Regions from separate parts of the Homo sapiens genome. Here region 1 is linked to region 2. A link is an interaction called in ENCODE POLR2A ChIA-PET data of the cell type or tissue named here. Cell type or tissue: Caco-2. All regions are shown on one strand. Links, peaks and the distances in the headings refer to the core of each region. The heading gives the core; the rest is flanking DNA.

Region 1 (8,000 bases), core at 1-8,000, 490 kb after region 2:
TCTGGTCACCCAGACTGGAGTGCAGTGGCAATCACAGCTCACTGCAGCCTCAGCCTCGGACTTAATTGGTCCTCCCACCTCATCCTCCTGAGTAGTTTGGACTGCAGGTGCACACCACCATGCCTAGCTAAATTTTTTTTATTATTTTTTTGTAGAGACAGGGTCTCACTATGTTGCCCAGGCTGGTCTCAAATTCCTGGCTCAAGGGATCCTCCCATCTCAGCCTCCCAAAGTGCTGGGATTACAGTCCTGAGCTACAGTGCTTAGCCTCCAGAAACCCCTTTAATTCTCCCATTTCCTATTATAGCAAGGCTCACATTGCACTATTTCTGCCTGTTTGTCTTTCTTACCACTAAATGGTAAACTCCCTGAGGATGTGTAAAGGGATCATATCTCTCATTTTTGTGCCCCTACATACCACAGAAAAGGGACTCAAATTTTTGATGAAGAAATGAATGAATATTCATTTCTTCATCAAAGAAGAAATGCTGAAGTATGGACGTCAGCACATGTCCAAACTTCACCCCTAGAATGCCCAAAAAAAGTGGGAGAGAAAGGAGGGGCTTAACATGCTGTTCTCCTTTTGAAGGTCACTAATCTTTGCCTTAGTATAATTTATTGTAATATTGAGTATCCCCCACCTAGAATAGTTTTAATATAAAAGAGGGCAGAGGACAACAGCCTATGTACCCTTCCTTCCCTTTCCATATTTTTCCTTACCTTTTCTTCCCATTCTTTGTCTTCTAGCACTGAAAGGGCAGACAGAACCAGGAGGCAAGTACATACAGACCTCTGCCTCCATGGGTCACCCCCACCTTTGTCTCCTTGAGAATGTTCACTTTCCAACTGGCCTCCATGCAACTCGAGGTTTAGCTCTCTCCATGATGAGCAAAGAAAAATCCATGGAAGGGGTGGGGGTGGATGTGGAAGAGGTTCTGCAGTGCACTCCTCTTCTCAGAGGAAACCATTTCAACTCCTCTTTCCACATTTCTCTTCTCCAGAGTTCTCTTATCCACTACCAACCCTCCTGTGCATCCCCTCGAGCCAGCTTTTTCTGACCCAACCTCACATGATGCACTGTCTTGAGGATTTTCTCTCAAGACCCCAGCTTTTTCATTCTTTTATGTTACACAGCAATTCAGCCTTGTCCCTGTGCCTCAACATGCCTGGCAATCAGACCCCTCTTCGAAGGCAGAGGAAGTTATAATATCAAGGTCCCCTTCTCCCAAATGTTTTTCTACCTACTTCCTTTAGTAGAAATTAGGTCCTGCAACTTTCTGATCAGTGTTCAAAGGTTTTAAACATAAATAGACTGAAGTGAATTTTTTGCAAATTGTAATCAGTTAATCTGTAGAAATGCTAAATTTACAATTATCCTTCCCTTCTAAATCCAGGTCCCAAATCCATTCCAGTTTGTGGCATTTCCAGCCATGGAGCAGGATACACCCACTTGGAATGATCCTGATATTTCCCTATTCCTTAACCCATTTCCTATTCAACCCAAGTGCCATTGAGTTTGCCCCTAAATATGCTGAGAATCAACTTTGTTCCATATTTACTACCACCACCCAGTCCAAATCAACACTACCTCTCATCTCAACTACTTCTCGGCCTCTTAATTATCTCCTCCAATCCACTCTTCCTCCCCTCCAATCTGTTCTCCATAAAATAAATTTTTCTTTTAAAATGCACATTTGGTCTTATAACCTTCCTCCTGAGAACTCTTCTGGGGATTTCCATGTGCTTTTACAATAAAGACTAGAATCACTAGCATGACCCCATAGCTCTCCATGATCCTGCATGGCATAATTACCGGGCCTCTCCCTGTCATTCTCTAGCCAAATGTACTTTCTTTTCTTTTAGTTCCTTGAAAAGACCAAACTCTTTCCCACCTTAGGAATTCTGTACATGTTCCAATGTCTCCCTCCCCATCAAACTGATCAGTCCTCCTTCTTATGTAATTTCATACCATTTTACTCTTTTTCTTCACAACACATCATGCTTTGTGATATTTTAGTGTGAAATATTTGCTTAATGTCTCTGTGTGTGTGTACACGTGTGTGTAAAACCACAAAATCCCCTTATCTGCTATTTAATGGGCCTTCAATAAGTAATATTGTTGAGTGAATTTTGTGATTGTGAGGATCAGAAAGCAAGAGGTCTCAGAACACCTGAAGGGGTGGGAAGCAGAGGGTAAACTGTTTTCCTGCAGCTTTGGGGATGAATCAAAACTGTGCCTGAAGAGATTTGTGCCCTGAGTGCATAGATCTGCAGGAATATTGCAGCTCAACCATTTGATATATTGCACCACTGTTTAGCATGATTTATGAAGCTGTTGTTCTGTTTTAACTCAACATGTTCATTGTAAAGGAGTTTCATCCTCAGAGGTTTCATTAATGGAGGCATTGTTGTGTAGTGAGGCAGTAGAAAAAGGAAGTGAGAGATAGGGCTGGCCTACAACCTGTGTAAAGCTTGCATTTCAAGTCCCCTCTGGAGGGAATGCCCATTTCTGGAGTCTTGTTTCCCAATATGCCCATGTCCCCAAAAACATCTGGTCTCAGGCTCTTTCTACATACTAGAGTGCAAACAACTAGTAATAATACCTAAGTCTTAGCTCCTGCAGGGGTGAGAGAGACAGAGGCTCTGACACTGGAATTTTCAGGTAAAACAGATATCCTGTTCTATCTGAAGCACTGATGAAGAAAACATAGAGCTTTCAGCTCTTGTTCCAATGACTAGTTTCTTTCCCAATCTGCATGAAGTTGGTCAGTCAAGCTCACCCAGGCTCATAGACTAGAAGCCCCAGGAAATGAATTATTTCTGTTTCCTTCCCACCATCTCACACACATGCTCTTAAAATATCCATTCCCTTCCCTTGCCTCGGATCCTGGGTCCTGAGACAGGCTCTCACAGCCCAGAGAGTGGTTGTGATGGACTTAGTCTTACCTCAGCTGCTTTGTCTGGTGCTGGGCTGCCAAGGGAGGCATGCATGAGCAAGGCCAGTTCTCCATTCATATCTCAGACTATTTAGAAGAATCCAGTGACAGAGGACGTGGCCTGTGGGCTTTATGCTTGTGATGCTTTCTGCTGCTTGAGGTCGGGGTGGAGAAGAGGCTAGAGCTGACAAGCTTCTCACTCAGGGGCTGAGGTGGGGCACAGCTCCTGTCTGCTGGACTCATAAATCTCCTGGTCCCCACCCCAGGGATCTCAGAGCCCCCTTTGTTCTTTTAATTTTTATTCTAATAAAACCTCCTACATAACATAGGTCTACAAAGACTCTTGGGGAATATATTTCCCTCCCAAACATATTCATTTGAGACACAATTATCAAAACATTTGTTCAGGCCAGGCGCAGTGGGTTCCACCTGTAATCCCAGCAGTTTGGGAGGCCAAGGCAGGCAGATCACTTGAGGTCAGGAGTTTGAGACCAGCCTGGCCAACACGGTGAAACCCCGTCTCTACTAAAAACACAAAAACTATCTGGACATGGTGTCGCATGCCTATAATCCCAGCTACTCGGAAGCTGAAGCCAGAGAATCTCTTAAACCTGGGCAGTGGAGGTTGTAGTGAGCCAAGATTGTGCCACTGCACTCCAGCCTGGGCAACAGAGCAAGACTCAGTCTCAAAAAAAAAAAATTGTTCAGCACACGAACTTTAGACACATTTTATCTGACACCACAAGTCATTCCAAGAGATGAATATACACAGTATCCCTCTGAAAGCTACTTGTCTTCCAGATGTAAAGACATCTGTCTCCATCATTGGAGACAGAATGCTAGTGTTTTGAAATAACCTGTGCTTAGGATGTTGGAGCACAGAAATGCTGCACTTAATTTTGGTACCCACCTCTAGTGCAGGGATTAGTTAGCAACTTTTTCTACAGGTCAGCCAGTAAATATTTTAGGTGTTGCAGGCCATATGGTTTCTGTTGCAACTACTCAACTCTGCCTGTGTATCACAAAAGCAGCCATAGATAATCTGTAAACAAATGAGTGTGACTGTGTTCCAATAAAACTTTATTTACAAAAACAGTGGGCTGGATTTGGCCTGTGGCTATAGTTTATTTCTGCTCTAGAGGACTCTCCTCACTATAATAAAAAAAGTTCTTCCCAGGTTATCACTGTGAAGATATCATTAAGTGGGACACTGTCAAGAGGCTGGTTGACGTTTCACTAGTTCTTCCTGGTTTATACACATCCAAGAAATCTCATTATTTCCATTAACACAAAGATACCAAGAAAGGACATGAATGTTTTTTAAGATCATTTTATCTCAGTACATCAGAATGGCCCAAATCCTTCCAGAATCCTCTCATGTACACTGGGATTGTCTGCTCCACTTGACAGCAGATGGGGTGCAGGTCCTGGAAATGCTTACCTAGTTTCTCCTTTCTCTGTAGTTAGTACTGTATCTGCTGTTGTAAACAAAGCTTTTCAGCCCTTGAGCATGTTAAGATGTAACCTGAAACCAGGTTTGCAAGTTTATTTGTGAAGTAATTTGAAGGAATAGGAAGAATTTGAAGGAATAGGAAAAACAGAGACTTTGAAGTCAGAGCAACCAAGCATCAAATATAGGCTCCTTCCCTTTCTTGCTATGTAACTTTGGGCAGTTTGCATAACCTCTCTGAGCCTTAATTTCCTTATCCACTAAGTGGTAATAATAATTACTTCTACCTCATGGCATTGTCAGCAGTCACTGCCATTTTCTAAGTTCTAACCACAGGTCAGGCACTGTGATGAGTGTTCATTCATTTAACATCCAAAACAGACCACAGCTAGTTTATAGATGAGGAAGTGAAGATGAGATCACATGCTGGTATTCTCTTCCCCTTTTCACCAGAATGGGTCCCTCATAGAGGTATCTGCAACCAACTCAAGGGAGCCACTGGACAGGGATAAAAAAAGGCCATTTGACTCATGTTATTGAAGGAGTGGAATGTTCTTTGCTCTTTTGTCTCTCTGAGCTGGATAAAGGGAGGAACAAGTTCCCTGGGAGTTGATGTACAAAGCTGCCCAGAGTTGACTCTAGCTGAGGATGTGTTTGGGACTGCATGAGGCCATCTCTGAGAGGCTAACAGCAGCTGCTCTGACATTCTCTCTGATCTAGGCCTTTTTTTTTTTTTTTTTTTTGGTGCCTATTATAGCTCATGATTGGTTTTACAATATAATTCCCCAGCCTGTGTAACATTCATCATTCCAGATTCAGCTCTGAACACTTTTTAAAAAATATATATCAACTGCATGATATGTGTCAATGACCCCTGAATATGAGATATTCTATCCTTGAAAGGAAAGACTTGGAGGAGCCTTCTCTCCTGGCATCCCTGGACTGCGTAAGGCTGTTTAGTCACCATCACCATTGCCTCTTTTTTTTTTTTTTTTTGTGAGAAGGAGTTTTGCACTTGGTGCCCAGGCTGGAGTGCGGTGGCGCAAACTCTGCCTCCCAGGTTCGAGCAATTCTTCTGCCTCAGCCTCCCAAGTAGCTGGGATTACAGGCATGCACCACCACGCCCGGCTAATTTTGTATTTTTAGTAGAGACAGGTTTTCACCATGTTGGCCAGGCTGGTCTCGAACTCCTGAACTCAGGTGATCTGCCTGTCTCGTTCTCCAAAAGTGCTGGGATTATAGGCGTGAGCCACCATGCCCAACCACCATGGCCTCTTTCTAGACACCGTTCTGACCACCACTCTCTCCTGCCCGCAGACGTCCAGTAGGTGGCTGGCAGAGTAAAGGCCAAGCTTCCCAGTTTCATTCACAAGGCCCTTCATAATTTGGCCCTAACATCTTTTCAACTTTGTCTCATACTACTGCCCAGCATGACTCCATAAGACAAGTTAGGCTGCCTTACACACTCCCACAGAACAGAATAGCAATTTCTGGTCCTTTCACATATTGACATCCTTGGCTAGAAACTTCTCCAGTCCTTAATGGTTTCCTGGAACATACACACTCCTCAACATGCACACACACACACACACACACACTCCACACACATGCACACACATAGATTTAAGAACATACACACAAATAAATTTAAATATATATAAGCAATAACTAATTTATGTTTGGTCTCATTTTCAACAAATACTCCAAGGCCGGCCATGGTAGCTCATGCCTGTAATCCTAGCACTTTGGGAGGCTGAAGCAGGCGGGTGGCTTGAGGTCAGGAGTTCGAGACCAGTCTGGCCAACATGATGAAACCCCATCTCTACTAAAAACACAAAAATTAGCCGGGCGTGGTGGCGGGCACCTGTAGTCCCAGCTACTTGGGAGGCTGAGGCAGGAGAATCACTTGAACCACGGGGGGCAGCGGTTGCAGTGAGCCAAGATCACGCCACTGTTCTCCAGCCTGGGCGATGGAGCGAGGCCGTGTCTCAAAAAAATTAAAAAAGAAAAAGAAATACTCCAGAAAAGCTAGGTATACTAGAAAAACAGTCAAGAATTAAAACACCAAGAATCTTATTTCATGGCAAGACAAAGCAGTGATTTTTGTTATTAAATAATATTAATTTGCTTATTGAATAGGTAATATATTCTCATGGTTCAAAAATCACAGTGGCTCCCTCTCACCCCTGTCCTCCTTCCACCGAGGTCCCCTTCCCAAAGGCCATCAGTTATCAGTTTCTCACTTTTTATTTCAATGTATTCTTTATGCACATACAAGAACATACATATTGTACACAAATGTTAGCATATTATTCAAAATGTTCTGAACCCTGGTTTTGTTATTTAAAGGTATACACTATCTTTCTGTATGAAGAGTTGGCTCATTAAAAGTGGCCTCTGCTAACTCATATGCCAGCTGCAGGTAGAGCTCACTGCCTCAGAATAAATAGATCATTATTTATTTAACCAAATCCCTATTGAAGACCATTAAAGTTGTTTCTAATCTTTTGATTTCCCAAAAACAAATGCTTACTAAAAAAAAAAAAAAAAAACTCTTGTATATGTGAGATTTTCTAAAGCAGGAATCTTAACCCAAGTCATCCAGAATTAGAAGGGGTCAGCCCTTTGTTCAGGTATCAGGAATTGGGCACAAGAAATCACTACAGTCCAGCAGTCCTAGAAAAACAGCCTACGCAAATACCCTAGAAAAAGGAAGCACACTCACTCCCACCTCAGTCTATTCCATTTCCTGGGAAAAGAAAGAGCCGGAAGGAAAAGTATTCCTTTACCTTATGACTTCTCAAATGAGTCAATTCTTAGAAACTGTTCCTTTCTTTACTATTTCTGTCTCCTCTCCCTTCTCCTTAGCTCCATAAGCTCCCCAGAAAGACTGGACTTCCTGGAATTTTTTACCAACAATTCAAGATGCTCCAGTCATAATTTCTGTGACCATAGCCTCTGCTAACTCAAATACCTTCTGGGTGTAACACTCACTGCCTCTGGCTCAGAAGAGGGACAGATAATGACTGGAGTTACAGAGAAAGTAGGTCTGGAGCCTTCCCTGCAGAGTAGCAAGGGTCATTTATAAAGCAAGAGAGGGGTGGGAGATCCATGAGACCCACTCTCAGTTCCTGCTTCTGCTTGCAGAACCTTTCAGGGGTGAGATGTATAACTATGAATTTTTTTCAATACCTACATGTATATCATGACACAATCCCAACTCCTTTGCAAGACCGACTTGAAGGTACATTCATTCTGGAAACCAATTTATTTCTAAAATGCAGTCAAAAAGGCTCAGAGATGCTGTTATCTACTGCTTCTCCTATTCCTGCTTTTGCCACAAAAATTAGCCAATATATCGTTCAAATCTACTTGTGACTATTTGATTTTGGTTTACATTCATCCAGGCTTGAAAAATGACCAGGGCTGAGGCATATTGATGCCTCCTGAGCCACTTATTTCTAGCACATATTAATACATCGGCAATACCTTCAAGTAGTATGTCTTTCTGAATTATTCTTTGGGTTTTTTTTTCTCCCACTGCTTTTAAAGCTTCTTTTTAAAAAATAACACTCAAACCATTTTTCTCAAGATTGTCTCTATAAAACATCCAA
Region 2 (16,924 bases), core at 1,039-9,038:
GAGACCAAGTTTTATTGTGCAGAGGACTCTCTCAGATAGCAGACTTCAGAGAGAGAGCAGATTGTACAATGTTTCTTATCAGACCTAAAAACTTACCTGCCTTTCAGTTGACTGCCTCCTGGATCTAGAAAGAAAGGAAGGAAAACGAAGGGGGAAGGAGATTCTCTGTAGAATGTGGATTTTTCCCACAAGAGTCTTTGCAGGTCAATTTCAAGGTATGGCAAGGAAATATATTTTGGGGTAAAACATTTTGATTTTTTCCCTTCTTATCCTATAGTCAGATTGGAAAGTAAGCCACGATACACAGGGTTAAATAAAACCCATCTGATGAGAATTTATGGTTTGTAGGGCATGATTCCCCAGACCCCTTAGAAAGGAATTTGGGCAAGATAAAATCAGATCTCAGTCCTCACCTCCAAAATAACATTCAGCACAATCACCATTACTTACTGATGCTTTAGGCGTGGGTAAATTTTTTCTGGAGAATGCAAAGGTGGTGTTGAGTCCTGAGTTGTTTACCTATGGAGCAGTAATCAGAAAAACTGACATATGGGATCCATACTAAATAAGTGACATTTACTGCACCCCAAATACATCGAGTCAGTCATAAAACCTAGAGTCTAAGCAACACCAAGCCCTCAAAAGACTAAGGACACATAACAATTAACCCATCATTAGTCTATTAGTATACATACATTAACAATAACATTTTGAACCTGGAGAGAGCCATAAAATCATTCATTTGTAAACCAAAGTGTATCTGAGACAGGTCTCAATCAATTTGGAAGTTTATTTTGCCAGGGTTAAGGACATACCCTTATTAAGAAATAAACATAAAATCACCGAAACAGTCTGTGGTCTGTCTTTCTCCGAAGATGAACTTGAGGGCTTCAATATGTAAAGGGGGAAAGCGGGCTGGAGGGGAAGGAGGGAGAGTATGGAAATACACACACTGCAAGAGGAAAGGGGCAGATAGGGTAATAGTCAATTAGGTATTTGTCTTGTGCTTGGTAAATTGGCACTTTACATAAGTTAAGGTGAACACTATGTAGCTACGGGGAGATATTTAACCTTTTATCTGTAGCTATCTGCTTAGGAACAAAAGGAAAGGCGGCTGACTCAGCCTTCAGCTTAACTTTTTCCTTTTGGCATGGTGAATTGGGGTCCCGAGTTTCTACTTTCCTTTCACAAAATCTAACCTCCTAAAGCCACCCAGCTAGTTCCAGTCACAGCCAGATATAAAATCAAGGCTTTTGACTCAGTGCTCTTTCAACTACTCCAAACTGATAAGGTTTACTAGGGGAGGTGGAAGAGAAAAAACTGAGAAAATGAAAGAAACGGACAGAGAAAATTTCATTCATTGATAAAAACAGATGACATCTATCATTACTTCATAAAAGATACCAAAAATCATATCTATTACACAATTATAGAAAAATATATTAAATAATAGGCCTTACCATAGAAATTGTAGGAGTCCAGAGAACAATACCCCAAAGTATGGTGCTTTGGCATGCTGAGTTCTTTTAAATTAAAGGATATCAAAAGGCCTCATAAGCAGCCCCAGAACCAAGGACTTTTTGATCTCCTGTTTCTCACTCCAAGCACAGAGTGGAACCCTCTCTCTCAAATTCCTTTATCTGAGCTTTCCAAAAGGCACAGAATTGTCTTTTGTCCCCCGCCCTGAAATTTAATTATCTATGGCAGGAAAGAAGACTAAGGAATGTAACCAAAACTGGATGGACTTTGTCAGAAAATAGTGTCTGTCTCTAAAGCTCATTCAAATGCCAAAGAGAACCATTTACAAGCTAATTTCTGTCTCCTGGTGATGCAGGATTTTTTTCCTCCTTAGTTCGGGTAAAATCCAGGTTCTTGTCTCACAACCAGGAAAAATTAGGCACACAGATCCATTGAAAGGTAAGGAGAGCAGAGTTCATTGGGCAAAAAGAAAACTCTCAGCAAACAGGTGAGGGAGTCCTGCCAACCGGCTCCCACTTCACAGACTGAATACCAGGTCACCACACACAAGCTGAAGACGCCCGACTCCTGCCCCTGCATAAGGTGTCAATTCCTGGTGACTCCACCCCATTCTCCCAGTGTGCACATAGGCCCCCAGTGCATTGCAGGCATGCCCAGGCAAGAAGACCCTGTGCAGGTTCCCTTATCTGCCTCCTGCATTTATCACTGGGACCATTTAATTTCCCTAAAAATCATTTACAATCCCTCAAAATTGCCTATATTTCCTCCATTTCCCTCCCCCAATGAAGAGGGTATATAAGCTTCAACTGTCTGTCTGTTTCTTTGAGTCTTATATCTGTGGGACTCTCATACCCATGTATGTGCACAATAATAAACTTTTGTGTCTTTTTCTCCTGTTAATCTGTCTGTCTATTGTCAGTTTATTTTGGCAAAATGTGTCAATCATCAAAACATCAGAGGGAAAGTAGGCTTCCCCACAAAACACAGCAATTCTACACATTTTTACGTTTGACATTTTCATCATTATCCTCCCTCCACCATTCTGTCTTTATTTTTTCTCCTATTACTGATTTTAGGTCATGATCTTTACACTTTTGAAAAAAAAAATGAGAGGACAGTCAAATATTTTTCACCTCAAAAATGATTTAATCAAATAGCAAGATTTAACTAAATAAGACCAATAGTAGCAATAAAGACCTGTTTAGCATTTTCAAAGTTATTTTCTAACAAAAATGTTCACTTAAACATACTCTGGTCAATAGTTTATTTATTGCCTGATCTATGTAATCCACTACATTTCATCACTTTGATTCAGTTGCAAGTCCTTTTGTTTTCCTTCTGCAGCACCTTCACTAAATATAAAATATATCAGCACGCTGAGTGCTCTTTATTTACACTTCTGAGTGACTAGAGAAATTTATTTGATTGCAAAGCTTAAAAGGAGCCCAATAAGTCAGGAAAAAAATGCACAGCACTGCTTCTCTACTCAGACTAATTTTTTTCTAATATATATGATGGTTTATAATTTGCAGATATCTTTAAATATTTATAATTCAGCAGGGACTCCTTATTAGTTAAGTTTATTTGGAATAAAAATTAATTTTCCAAGATACTTCAATTTCATAGATTGTTACTGTCCTTTATGTCATATAGCATGAAAAAATGTCTAATGGGACAATCACTTGTATTATATTATTAATCATGAATAATTGATATGTAATCAATTCACTTTAGTTCTGAATATAAATATCCCACCAGCCAAATGAATCAAATTCAATTTATCTTACTTTTTAGAGGACATTTTCAATGTAACAAGAATGATAATGATTTCTAAGGAAAAGATCCTTGGATTATGCTTCCATAAGATGCATTCATTCATTCACTGATTCTTCAAATAAATATTGACTACTCTCTACATAGAAAACCTCATGATAGGTCCATATGACAACGCAGAGAGAGTTGCCAATCATTGTGGCCAATAGAAAACTGTGAAGTTTCATTTTAATGATAATACCAGTATGTCCTATTACACAAATAATGATTTCACATTATCATTTAAAGTAAATTAAACAGAAAATAAGACTATCATAATAAATATTATTTTTTAACTTATACTTTCTATTAGAAGTAATTCTACCCTATTCCTTACGCAACTTGGTCCAAAATTTATTTTAAAATTTTATAACTCTATATTGAATCCCTACTATATGTCAGACACTGCTAGTCTTGAACATACAAAAATGTTCCTAAGCCTAGCTGTGGAGAGAGATTCAAAGGCACTAATATAAACAATATAACATCATGATGAATGTTTTCCTGTAGGTATACTCCCATGGGAACACAAATTTGAGTAGGATGCAGAGAATGCAATTCATAGGAAAAGGCTTCTCAAGGGAAGTAATATTTATCCAAGCATAAATAAGAAAAGGAAAAGGAGAAGGAAGCGGATCTTCATATCTAAAAACAATTGCTTAACCCATGGTAACCTAAGTCTACTTTTATGTTTTCTTTTCTCACATTTTATGTTTTGCTCTTACATTATTTGATACAAATTACATCTTTAAACATTATAAAGCAATAAACGCAGTTTTACAATTTATGAAATTGTCTCAGGGGTATGGAGCTTTTGAGGCAGCTCCAAATCCATTCTTCTTTTTTCAGTGGCTGCTCAGCTGTGGGTTTCACAGCTACCATGGTTGTGTGACTACTGACTTTCAAGATTGGGGCTCAGAAAACAATGCCTCAAAATGAAGGCCTTAGCAGTAGCTCAAAAGCAAACATTTTTATTTGACCTTCTCCTGCATGCCTGTCTCTCAGTCCCATTCTCCCGCAAGGCTAGCCATGAAAACTAGAATCTCTCTTCCCCAAGGTGGGTCATAGAAAGCAGGACCCCTTTTCCCAAAAGCCAGCCTTAGAAACCTAAAAATAGTCTATGTAAAAACAGGCCATAAAGAAATTATCTAATCTATTTTGTTTGACATTCCAGAGGGGGCCCCATCCCACACCCAGAAGGAAGGACTGCTGCACAGAGAGGACAAGAAGAATCTAGACAGACAGGACTTGCTGGGTTTCCCCACTCAGTTTTTTAACACTAGATCATATTGTTATAGAAGGTAGTTAGTGAGACACAAGCATGGTAGGAGAGGGTCCACTGCTTCTTCACCAGGAATGTCAGGCAACCATCAGGTGATGGTAAGGTGGTTGTTATACAGTCTTGCTAAAATAATAATTGGTCGCAGCCAGTGCCAGGAAAAGGCAGTCTCCCAATAGACAGATAACATCTGAAACTGGTAATCAGCAGCTTCCCAATAAGATCTCAGGAGTTGGGTGAGTGGGCTCAAGCACGCACCCTAAGAGGCAAAATGGCAGATGACCTTCCTCTAGGAACACTCAGTTGGTAAGGAAAAAACATCTCAAGTGACTATGTGTACAACTTCAGTAAACACACTGTGCATTCAACCCCTCCAAAGTCCTAGTAGGTCACTGTGCATCTGGATGGCCCACCGCAAGGAAGAATCAGGATATAAGAGATGCAGAGATGCAGACCCCAGAAGCATGCTAATGAAATGTATAAAATCCTAAGTCAAAGGTCAAATCACATACTTGATCTCTCAAGTCACCCACTTGGCCCTCTTCTAAATGTACTTTACTTCCTGTCATTCCTGCTCTAAAACTTTTTAATAAACTTTCACTCCTCCTCCAAAACTTGTCTGGGTCTCTCACTCTGCCTTATGCCCCTCGGTCAAATTCTTTCTTCAGAGGAGGCAAGAATTGAAGGTTGCTGCGGACCTGTTTGGACTCGCCACCACTAACAATATCCTTTTGAACAATCATATTTCTACAGGTATGTCCATACTTCATTGAATCTCAGCCTAAAAATGGATAATGTATCTTTGTCTTCATTCTGAAGGCCACTGTGTATACACATTGAATAAATGTGTATGCCTTTTCTCCTATTAATCAATCTGCCTCACGTTAGTGATTTTTCAGCAAACCTTCAGAGGGCTGGGGTGGGGAAAGTGGGGAAGCTCTCCCTTTGCCCCCAAACAAGGCTACTGTGATCCTAGAGAGAGGGAGATGGAAATAGGGTAAATTAAAACACCACAAAAATCATTGTTCTTGTATCAATTCTGCCATTTTTCTTGTTGCAAGCCTTAATTTCCAGAGTTCTGAAAAAGTTATTTTGACCATTTTTGCCAGTGTTCTCATTGCTTTTAAGGAGTGAATTTTCAGATGTCCCCACTCTGCCATTTCAAAAGTACTCCCCTGGGGCTATGCTTTTGAATTACATTTAGGAGTGAATTGATTTAACGGAGAACAAAGAAGCATCTTTAAAGTAATTGACTTTTCAATGAAGACAAAAGAATTCATGCAACCAAATTAGTATTATTTTGTTCAAAAGCAACATCTTAGAAAGAAGTAACACTAATTCCATGGTAGTTCACATACTTAAATATATTTTGAATATTTTTATCTGTACTTACAGCGAGTAAGTAAAAAAAAATTAATGTTTTAATAATGGCAAATGTACCCTTTGGGAGAAATTTAATTGAACAAAGTCTAATTAAAAAGGTATTTGATCAGGCTGAATGTATCATCATTTTTTTATCTAAGCCAATTGATGGCTATAAAGTAATCAGGGTAATATTTGCACTTGGATCATAACCTAACTACAAAACCCTCATTCCAAAAGAGTAACTTTCCTTAAAATGTTATAACCAATGGAGAAAACATTGGAATAAGCTTATAGCATTCCCAGTGGACATATTTGGCTTAACAAGTTCTATAGTGAGTGTTAAAAATATTGAAAAAAGAAAAATAGCTCAGAGAAGTCTAAGCTATGTGAGGAATACAAAATTTATCAAGCCTGGAGAGACATAAGACTTCAGTCATCCCCTCACCCCCTGGGGGTGGCACCTATGCCCAGGGGTAATTGTTTAAAAGCGTTTTTGCTCCTGACTAGCTGCCTCACCCATTATCTTCATGTTCCTGGAATTTGTGACTTCTTCAAGACTTACTCCAAATAGATATTTACTCATTTCTCTGAGCTATCATGTATATAGAAAGTACACGTTATTAAACTTCTGTTTGCTGTTCTCATGTTAATGTCTTTTAGACATTAGAAGTTTTAGAAGACACTGTTCTCATGTTAATGTCTTTTAAACATTAGAAATTAGACATTTAGAAGTCCCAACTAATAACTAATGAAAGGTAGAGGAGAAAATTGTTTTTCCTCCTTTACAGCATTGCAGAGCTAGCTATGGGCCCCTAGAAATCATCCGTAAACTTCACATATTTAAAATAAGGAAATAGACGGCTAGAGAACTGCCCAAAGTCACTTAGCTAGCAGAGATTTTACAAAACATCAATGGGCATCTAAGAAGTGCCTACAATACATCAGGCACTGGGCTAGACACTACCCTTCACAAAATAAAACTATAAGTTGGGCCAATGACATTCAGTCTACTGCTCTTTGCACAACTTCACACTGCATAAATGAATAAATTCTCAAATAGCCATCAAAAATGAAATATCCAGAGGAGGCAGTCTAAAGAATTACAATGAATTTTTAAAGTAACACTTGTTTTGTAAACAGGAAAGTACATAGAAAGGAAAAGAGAAAATCCATTCTATATAAAATAGAAAAATATGTTTGTACTGACTCAATTATTTAAAATTAATATTGTGTGGCCTAGGAATATGTTTTTATATAATTAATGTTTGTTTTTTACAAAGGTTCCTACAGGCAGGAAATGTGTTTGATTTTTGTGTATACTTCAGATTTCATCACAACAGCAATATAATGCAGGACTCAATGCAAAGTAAGAAAAAACACCAGGCAATCAGTTTTGGTTGCTTTTTCACTAACAAAGCTTGTTAAGAAAAGAAGAGCATTTTTATTTTTTATAAATAGAGGATTTTAGTGCCTATTTTGGAATAGCAGGTAGTATTCCAGCTGTTTGGGGCTGCTTTGGGCTCTAGGCATTTTAAAATTAATGGGCTGGGCCAAACAAAGAGTGTATTTTCATTCCACATCAAATGTGTATGCTGGTTTCTAGAAATACAATATGTTTGTGCAAGTGTGGCAACATTTATCCTTCCAGGTAGTAAATGAAGACATCTGCCTTCTCCTAGAGACTTAGCTCTCCAAGTCAATTTAAAGAAACCAGCAAATAACCCTTAGTGACTCTTACCCTCACACAGAACAAGCTGATTTCTCATGACAGCTATATTCAATCTATGACTAAATAATGCCATTTTAAATGACCATGTGTGGGAAGTAAAACTATAAAGTGAACATGTGCTTTAGAGCCTGGAGCTCTTAGTTCAAATCCCAGTTCTGTCATTTACTAGTTGTAGGACATTTTTAAAATCTGTTAATTTCTCTGGATGGTCAGTTTCCTCCTATGTAAAATGGAGACAATATTACCTACCTCACAGGGTTAATGTGAAGATTACATTATATAGCTCATGTAAAGCACTTAGCTAAATAGCTGGCACAGAGTTGACACTTGATGAATGGTGCCTTTTATCTGCCCCCTCTGCAATTACTTACTTAAAGTTATCTATTATTTAAGCATCTTTCCATTCTTACCAAACTTAAAATTGGTACCCAAAAAAATCACCTAATTTTTCTCCTGTTGTACTAAGTAGCAAAAGAAAAACATTCAAGAAATGGGAAGGCCTTCATGATACAAGTTTTCATGTCTGTAAAATTAACTCTGCATTAACTCCTGACTTAAAATTCTACAACACAGAACTACAAAATTTTAAAAGAACAGAATATTAATCTAGAGTTGATATAAAAATACTAGCTGTCTCAACTTAAGGCATTTCACAAGCCTGAGAATTATTTCTGCTTTGACTTTGCAGCTCTACTGAAAGAAACCCTTACCCTAGCTGCAAACCTGGACAGATTCTTGAACACAATTTCTTGGCGCTTCCTCTGAAATCCCCCTAGAAGCAAGAGCTTCTGCTGAGCGACTCCATGGTGACTGGAACATGAAAAAACATGCTGGGCCCGAGCGCGGTGGCTCGTGCTTATAATCCCAGCACTTTGGGAGGCGGAGGCAGGTGGATCATGAGGTCAGGAGTTCGAGACCAGCCTGGACAATAAGGCAAAACCCCATCTCTACTAAAAATACAAAAATTAGCCGGGCATGGTGGTACACGCCTGTAGTCCCAGCTACTTGGGAAGCTGAGGCAGAAGAATCACTTGAACCCAGGAGACGGAGGTTGCAGTGAGCCCAGATCCCACCACTGCACTCCAGCCTGGGCAACAGAGTGAGACTCCATCTTGTAAAAAAAAAGAAAAGAAAAAACATTCTTACAGATTGTCTTTGTGATAGCCAAACCCATTCCAGACTAGTCAATGGTTTTGCCATCACTTTCGTGCAAATATTTTCTAAATATCTTTGCATATAGTATGATGTATTATAAAGACAATCCTCTGGAACTATTGTGTATGTTCACCATAAAAGGTACTCCTTATGCACATATTTCTCACACTGACTGCATACAAATGACTTGAATTTATAGAAGGATTTTTCTTCTTGTAGCCATTCATACCCAGCTCACAGCCCAAGCCAATGTGCGTCCTCCAAATGCAATCAGATGATGTGACCAGCCTTGAAACGCTCATCAGACATGTTTTCTAACATATATTCTTGGTCCAGTCTAAACTTGGATATTTGGAAACAGACTACTTAGAACACCAGCATTTGATATTGTGTTCAAAGATTGCAGAAAAACATGTAGTTATAATCACTCTAGTACTCTCCCTGATTATATAATTAGGGGTGTAGTTTTAGTCTTAAAAGAGTACCAAATAGACTTTGAGTCAGTAAAAAGAACAACTTTTACTGAGAGTAGAAGAGCATCTTTGCCATCAAATATGAGCTTTTGCAGTCAATTTAGCCCCTTCTCTAATTGACACTGTTCATAAAAGACATTTAAAACCATTTCATGTATTGTTAATATGCACAGTTTCAACACCATTACATAACCCATCAATGTGAAGATCAGAGGTTTATAATCACTGAAATTGATTAGTCCAATCCTCAAAACAAATAGCTTACTATTCTGTAAAATTTTTTCCCTGGTGCAAGTGGAAGTAGTATTGTAAAATGTCTTTGAAATCCAACAGGAATACAGATTTCTCCTGTAGGACACAGTTTTGCAAAAATTGCTTTAATCATTAAGTAAAGTTAAGCTTGATGAAAAATCTTTCTACTACACGTCTTTGAGTCCCAACAACAGAAGCACAGATGATGGCTGTGTGAACTTCTATCAGTTTGCTTCAAAATTAAAGAAAATCTTCTTAGCATACAAATCCCAACAAGTAGCCTAGCACCACTTTTCATTTATTACCAATGCAACCAATTTAAACAGAACTTATTCAGTTTATAAGATGGATATCTTGTCAACTGCTAATCATAATATAAACAATGAATTTGTACTGCATATTATCTGTGCATTTTTTCTCTTCAAATAAGATTGCAACCTTAACAGAAAATGTGGAACAAACCAGCTTCCGCAACATAGTTCTTTCTTTAACAATAACAACAATAAAACTATGCTAAAACTACACTGAAGCTACACTACAATAAACTGCAAAAAATCAAAAGATCCAAGCACTAACACTGAGTCACATTGTACTCTGGCACCTGTAATAAGATTACCTCCTTGTGACCTGCTCAAATTCTGGACCCAAAGAAAGTTTTCAGAAAGTTTTTCCAAAATCCTCTGTCTGTCACCCATAAAGCTTCATTCAGGTACTAAATGATAGGTAAGTTTAGTAGTGTAGTCCTAGCTACATGAAAGGCCAGGGCAGGAGGATTGCATGAACCCAGGAGTTCAAGGTTATAGTGAGCTATGATTGCACCACTGCACTCCATCCTGGCAAGAGAGCGAGATCCTGTCTCTAAATAAATAAATAACAGATAAATGATTTACAAATTTTTTATCAAGCACTCTTTAGAAAAACTTCAGCATTCACACATAATATATGTATTTATACATTATATACAAGTTCTAATCTCAGCCTTTATGTTAAATAATTACTAAACTTTGTTTTTTACTTAGATAAAAAGTAATTATCCGTAGAATTTCTAATATTTTTCAGATGTTCCACTGGATCATTGTGCATGCCTTCTGGGTATTCAACTTTGGAGAGTACTGTACTATATGAGTCAGGATTATTAGACAGAAAACCAATTAAAAACCTTAGATGTAAAAAGAGAAGAGAGAGGAGAGAAAGAAAGCACCAGTTGCAAATAGCCTAAGTTTTAAAGTACATCAAACATCGTTATATGCCAGAGCTTCACATAAATTATCTTAGTAAATCCTCAAAAAAGGCATTAAAAGAGGTATCATTTTTGCTCTTGTACAGATGAGGAAACTAGGATCAGGGTAATTACATCCAAGGTCTAAGTGTCAAAACAAATGATTGTCAGAGGACAGGAAGAAAATAAAAGGGAAGCCGTTAATCAAACATTTGGCCCTCTCATATCCCAAAATTCTAAAGATCTCTTACCACAAAGAAGGCAAATCTAGGAATAATCATCTAAAACATGTTCAGTACATGTATTTCAAGGCTCTAGAGACAAAGGGCAAAACATACTAAATTATTATTAGTGCTTGAGAAACTAATCAATTATCTTTTGATTGCCTGTCATTTCTTAAGCAGGTAACATGGATCCAACAAAGGAAGGATGGATGAATGGATGGATGGATGGATGGACGGATGGATGGATGGTTGATGGATGGATTTATTTATTTATTTATTTTAAAGACAGTGTCTCAATCTGTCTCCCATGATGGAGTGGAGTGGCTCACTGAAGCCTCAAACTCCTGGGTTCAAGGGATCTTCCCACCTCAGCCTCCCAACTACCTAGGACTGCAGGCATATACCACATGCCAGGCTAATTTAAAAAAAAAAAAACATTTGTAGAGACAGGGTCTCACTGTGTTGCCCAAACTGGCCTCAAATTCCTGGCCTCAAGTAATCCTCCTGCCTTGGCCTCCCAAAGTACTGGGATTACAGATGTGAGCTACCATGCCTCACCAAAGTCTTTAGAATCTCTATTAGCAGTCTTTAGAACTGTGGTATCCTTCATACAATGTATAAATGCTAGCAGCTCCAGTGATTCCCTGCTTACAGTGTTAAGGGATGGAGTAATACCTGCTTTTTTTATTTTATTTTGGTTTATTGGAGACCTGCACAACTTGTGTGGCATGTAGCACCACAAATCCTAGTCTGTTATGTAAAGAGAATTTAAACAAATTAATCACAAACATTCATGAGCACATATGCTTATTTGCATGACTGTCTTGTATTATAGCCTAAAAGTTATTCATGTCTTAAAGGTGTAGAAATACTGTGTCTTTCATCAACATAGCCTGAGACAATTGAGAATTTAATAAGATATGCAAAACCATAAAAATCATGGCTAATATTTATGCAACTTTTCTATGTGCCAGGATGTGTTCTAAGCATTTTATGTGTATTATCACTTTGAATCTTCACAAACACCTCATAAAGTAGATGCTATATGTGTCCCCATTTCCAACCAGGAAAACTGAGGCAACAAGAGGTAAGAAATGTGACCAAGGTTACATCACTAGCAGGATAACCAGATCTTTGACTCAAAGATGTCTGACTCCAGAGCTTCCTCCAAGAACTATGACAGACATACAGTAAGAGAGTTCAAAATACAGCAAATTGTTAACAAATATGTAGAGCAAATGGCTAACAATATCAATTAAGCACTCTGATATATCTCCAAGACTAGTTCTGCAACCCCTCGCAGCTATACATCCTAAAATATTCTGCCTCTTACATGTCTCAGAAATTAAAAGAAGATTCTGCTAATCCATGTTCAGTCTGTCACACATAATTGATGTGTGGGTGATGTTGAGTTTGCTTATTTGTTCACCCTTTCTTATGTAATATAATAGGTGATGTTACAGATGATAGAAAAACATAAGGTTGAAAGGATGGACTCCGGAGTCAGATGCACAAGGATTCACATTGCTCTCTGGCTGTTTTTGGCTATATAATAAATTGATCCCTCCAAGTCTCAGTCTCCCCTTCTATAAATGGAGATATTGACACCTGCCTCATTAAATAGCTGTAAGGAGAAAATGAAATAACATATGTAAAAGAAAATAATACATGTACAATGCTTGGGACGTGGTGAGCTCCCAAACTATGCTAGCTATGGTAAATAAAAATAACCCCACTAATAGTGACACAGCTGGTGTTAACAGTGTGATCTATGGTACATGGACACAGAAGAGATAGTTAACCTATTGAGTGGCTAAAATTGTGAGCTTGGTGTGAAAGATGAATGATCTATCCTGGTCCACTGATTTTCTATAGGTCTCCACAGCACTTGCTCACCCACCTCTTTACAAAGCATTTCTCCTCTCTCTAGCATTTCTCATTGTTATCTCTAACAAGTGATTTATTTTAAGTTCATCTTTTCTCATTTCCTGTGACCTGTTCAGAAGCTCATGTACATCTACCATTGTGAGCACCCAAATAGTTTGTTATCTCCTCACACAATACTTCATAGTCAGCTGATTCACTGGGGTTCGTTTTACTATGTAACCATCTACCATAAATACCTAGATTGTTTAAAAGGCCACACCGCCACTCACACACAAAAAGAAAGCTTTGCATATTACTGTAACCTCTTCACATGATTTACTAGTGTTAACACAGCTTTCTATGAAAAATGAAAGATAAAAGTTGTAGAGACCAAGGGAAAACTCCTTCAGCCTCTAAAGGTTCATGGAAAAATCAACTCACAAAAGGCAAATTAATTACAGAAACGGCATACAAATGTATTTAATGTGTACATGAGAGCCTTCAGAATGAAAACCCAAAGATGCAGGGGAAATTGTCCATTTATATGCTTCAGTTCAACAAAGTATGAACAGCCATACTCAAATAAGATTGGACAAAAAGTTTACTACCTAATGCTAATAGGTTGAGTGGGGAAGGTCTGTCTAGACTCTTCTTGGCCTCTCTGAGCATGCCTTTCTTCCTTCCGGGTATGGGGCAGGACTCTCTCTTGAATGGCGGGTGGGGGTCTTAAGACCTACAGTAAAACAATGTCAGTTAGATAATTTCTTTATGGCCAGTTTTTACACAGCAGGGCAGAGAGAAAGTTTGAGTAATATTTTTAGGTGTTATGGGGGGCTTTAGGGAAAAGAAGTTCTAGTTTCTACGACATGCCCTGGGGAAGAGGGATTCTCATTTCTATGGCTGGATGTAGGTGAATGGGGCTGAGAGACAGGAGGGCAGGAGAAAGTCAAAGAAGCTTTCACTTCTGAGACCTTCATTTTGAGGTATTTTTTTTTCCGAGTCCCAACAAAGTAAAGTGGGAATCCAGACAATTCTCCACAATTTCATGTAAAACAATAAGCGCAATGATTGTAATATACTGATCTACTTCTCAAATTTAAATGTCAAATGATACCACATCATTTTACTTTTTCAGATTCCATAATTAGTCCCCCTCCCATTTTTATATCTATAAACTCCTACTTGGCTATTTTCTTTGAACTGCTACAATGAAACCATACTCTAAGGGATAGAACAATTTTATCAACGTTTGTAATAATGAAAACTTTGAAAGCTTTAGTTTTACTTAATAATCAGTTAATAAAAAGCCATAAAGCTGTTAATACATTTTAGATTCAAGTAAAAATAGTAATGACTTTCAAAGAGCAACATTTCTGATTGGCAATATTAAATAGGAACAAATCATTGTGGTTTGAGATGTGTTTAATGCAGAAAGTCCTGTGTGCTCACCATGTATCACAATTAATGTTTTCTGGTAACTCTAATGGGCTCACAGGGATTTGGAAGTTTGGTAACTATCAGCACTTGAAACTTTTTCCTCTTTGTCCAATACTAGATAAATAAACCATTCTAGTTTAGGATATTGAATCATATAAATTCCTAAAGAGAATTAGTAGATTAAGAAGAGTCAATAAAGCAGAACCATCAGAAGTTCTCTAAATGGAAAGAAGTTATAAATACTACCTATTTCCTTGTTAATATCAGGTTACATAAAAAAATTATTCCTGAAAATAAAGTTGCTAAGCTTGATCAAGTAGACTTTCTTTTTTATAAGTAGATTAGACTTTTCAACCTAATGTTTTGAGGAAAACATCTCCAAAGGTCCTCTTAGAAGGTAGTTGGAAGGAGCCCTAGTAAAAGAAAAATCTATAAAGCTTACAGATAAAAATCAGCTTAAATTGTGTCCATCCATGAATGTCAATTTCTATTACAGGGCAGAATTTAATTAATTTTGTTTCATTTAATAAATATTCTCCTATGGTATACAATTCCTTACTAGACACTATATCAGATTTCTAAGTAGTTCAAAGTATTAAGGATTACTTATGACTGGAACATGTTATCAATGTACATATTAAATTTTCTCCTCCTTCTAAATTACACATTTTATTTTTTTTATTATACTTTAAGTTTTAGGGTACACGTGCACAACGTGCAGGTTAGCTACATATGTATACATGTGCCATGTTGGTGTGCTGCACCCATTAACTCGTCATTTAACATTAGGTATATCTCCTAATGCTATCCCTCCCCCTCCCCCCACCCCACAACAGGCCCCAGTGTGTGATGTCCCCCTTCCTGTGTCCATGTGTTCTCATTGTTCAATTCCCACCTATGAGTGAGAGCATGCGGTGTTTGGTTTTTTGTCCTTGCGATAGTTTGCTGAGAATGATGGTTTCCAGCTTCATCCATGTCCCTACAAAGGACATGAACTCATCATTTTTTATGGCTTTATAGTATTCCATGGTGTATATTTGCTACATTTTCTTAATCCAGTCTCTCACTGTTGGACATTTGGCTTGGTTCCAAGTCTTTGCTATTGTGAATAGTGCTGCAATAAACATACGATAAATTACACATTTTAAGTGCTCTAGGTTCAATTGGCTCTGAGCATGGTAAACAAACTGCAGTCACTAAAGAATCTCCAAAGGCTTATCTAATACCAGTCAAAGTTATAGATTCTATTTGGAAGGCTTTTTCATCCTACAAAGAGGATGAGGTCTTATTCGTTGTCCCCAACACCTCGCTTTTTGAGTGTTCGCACAGTGTTTGGCACTCAGTGGCACTCAATAACTGTTTGCTGAAAAAAATAAATCAATGAGTATTTAGAGACCCAAATATATATAAGGAAATCTAATACTCGAGTAAATATACCAATAGACACAAGATATAGGTGGGGAAAAAGACTATGTGTTGCTACAATTTCAGGGTAATTACATACATACAATCATTCAAGAATTTCAAACTTAAAATGTATTCAACTACACCAAGTTAACCTTCTCAATAATATGTTCCCTTCTGTTCCACAAATTATTCTTAATTTGATTTTTTTTAAAAATCACACTATCAATTCAGGTAACATTTTTACAAATAAAATGTTTTGATTTTTAAGAAGAAGAATAATGACTACAAAGCTATGTATATTGTCAAATCAAATAAATTTATCATGCACCTGAAACTTGCACCAAGGAAAGGAATTCTAAAAAAGTGACTCCCCAGTTCTCCCACTGAGACAGGAGTTAAAAAGATTTAAGACACTGACAGTTAAATCAATCTCAGTGATCTCTTTTACTGGGGGAAAGTACTGATTTGATTTATAAAAGTTTAATTTCAAATTAAAACAGCTGTTAATATCCTTTACCAACCATTATTTTGTTATACGTGGCAGGAAAATAAGCAGATGAGGTCATCTGCCTAGACTGAGGTGTTGTGATTATTTACAGCCCTAATTTTTGTTCAGTAATTGGTAGGTACAGTTCTAATTCTTGCTAATGACTACGATATATTGCTCAGGCAAATTAGAGGAATAGAATGTTCTGTTACTTTAGCAGTATTGGTAAAAAGTGACACAATAAAAATGAGTACTCGTTGAATTAAATGCCTTCAACAACATCATAATTCACCCCAAAGATGCTAATACTAAAAACACATCCTGCCCCCATGAAGTGGACTTCAGTAGAATGGAATTTCTGTATTTATTTAGCATTGGCTTCTATCACTAATTACCCCTTCTTTAATGTAATTTTGGGGCATAACGTAGTAAGTGGTTCATGATCACTAATTAAATGCCTACTATCTGTGAGAAAACATATTTTAAATTGTTCTCTTGAAATAAAAATGAAAATACTCAAAAGAAAATTCTTTCTTAAAGGTCTCAGAAAGAAAGCAGGATTTTTTAAAAGTTAATTCATGACAACAGATAGATCATAAATTGTAAAATTATAAAGCCATTTTTACTGGAATAGAAGAGGATTAGCAGCTAAGGAAATACAGTCACGGGCATGGTAAGATATACAGGTACTTTCTAAGTTGCTTCATTTGAGTCACGTGGGAATTCCAAATTGAATCATA

Evidence for each region. ChIA-PET counts read pairs that join two places held together with the same protein. Peaks named below come from ENCODE experiments on the same cell type or tissue, not always from the same donor. Only the 100,000 strongest peaks of a DNase experiment are listed, where the experiment ranks them.
Region 1: POLR2A ChIA-PET joins it to region 2 with 5 read pairs; 2 of 35 experiments call an interaction of 5 or more read pairs at or near these places.

What each region holds. Positions count from the first base shown.
Region 1 is chr10:67,768,343-67,776,342 of GRCh38, forward strand. No RefSeq gene overlaps it. Among named protein-coding and RNA genes, the nearest start is that of TRS-TGA1-1, 7.8 kb to the left of the region's middle. RefSeq lists enhancers at 2,561-2,750, 2,931-3,090. In Caco-2, for the core only: no CTCF peak of the experiment used is centred there; no DNase peak of the experiment used is centred there.
Region 2 is chr10:67,278,560-67,295,483 of GRCh38, forward strand. The region is part of intron 5 of CTNNA3 (catenin alpha 3); the gene reads right to left. Among named protein-coding and RNA genes, the nearest start is that of MIR7151, 120 kb to the right of the region's middle. In Caco-2, for the core only: no CTCF peak of the experiment used is centred there; a DNase peak (open chromatin) is centred at 4,492.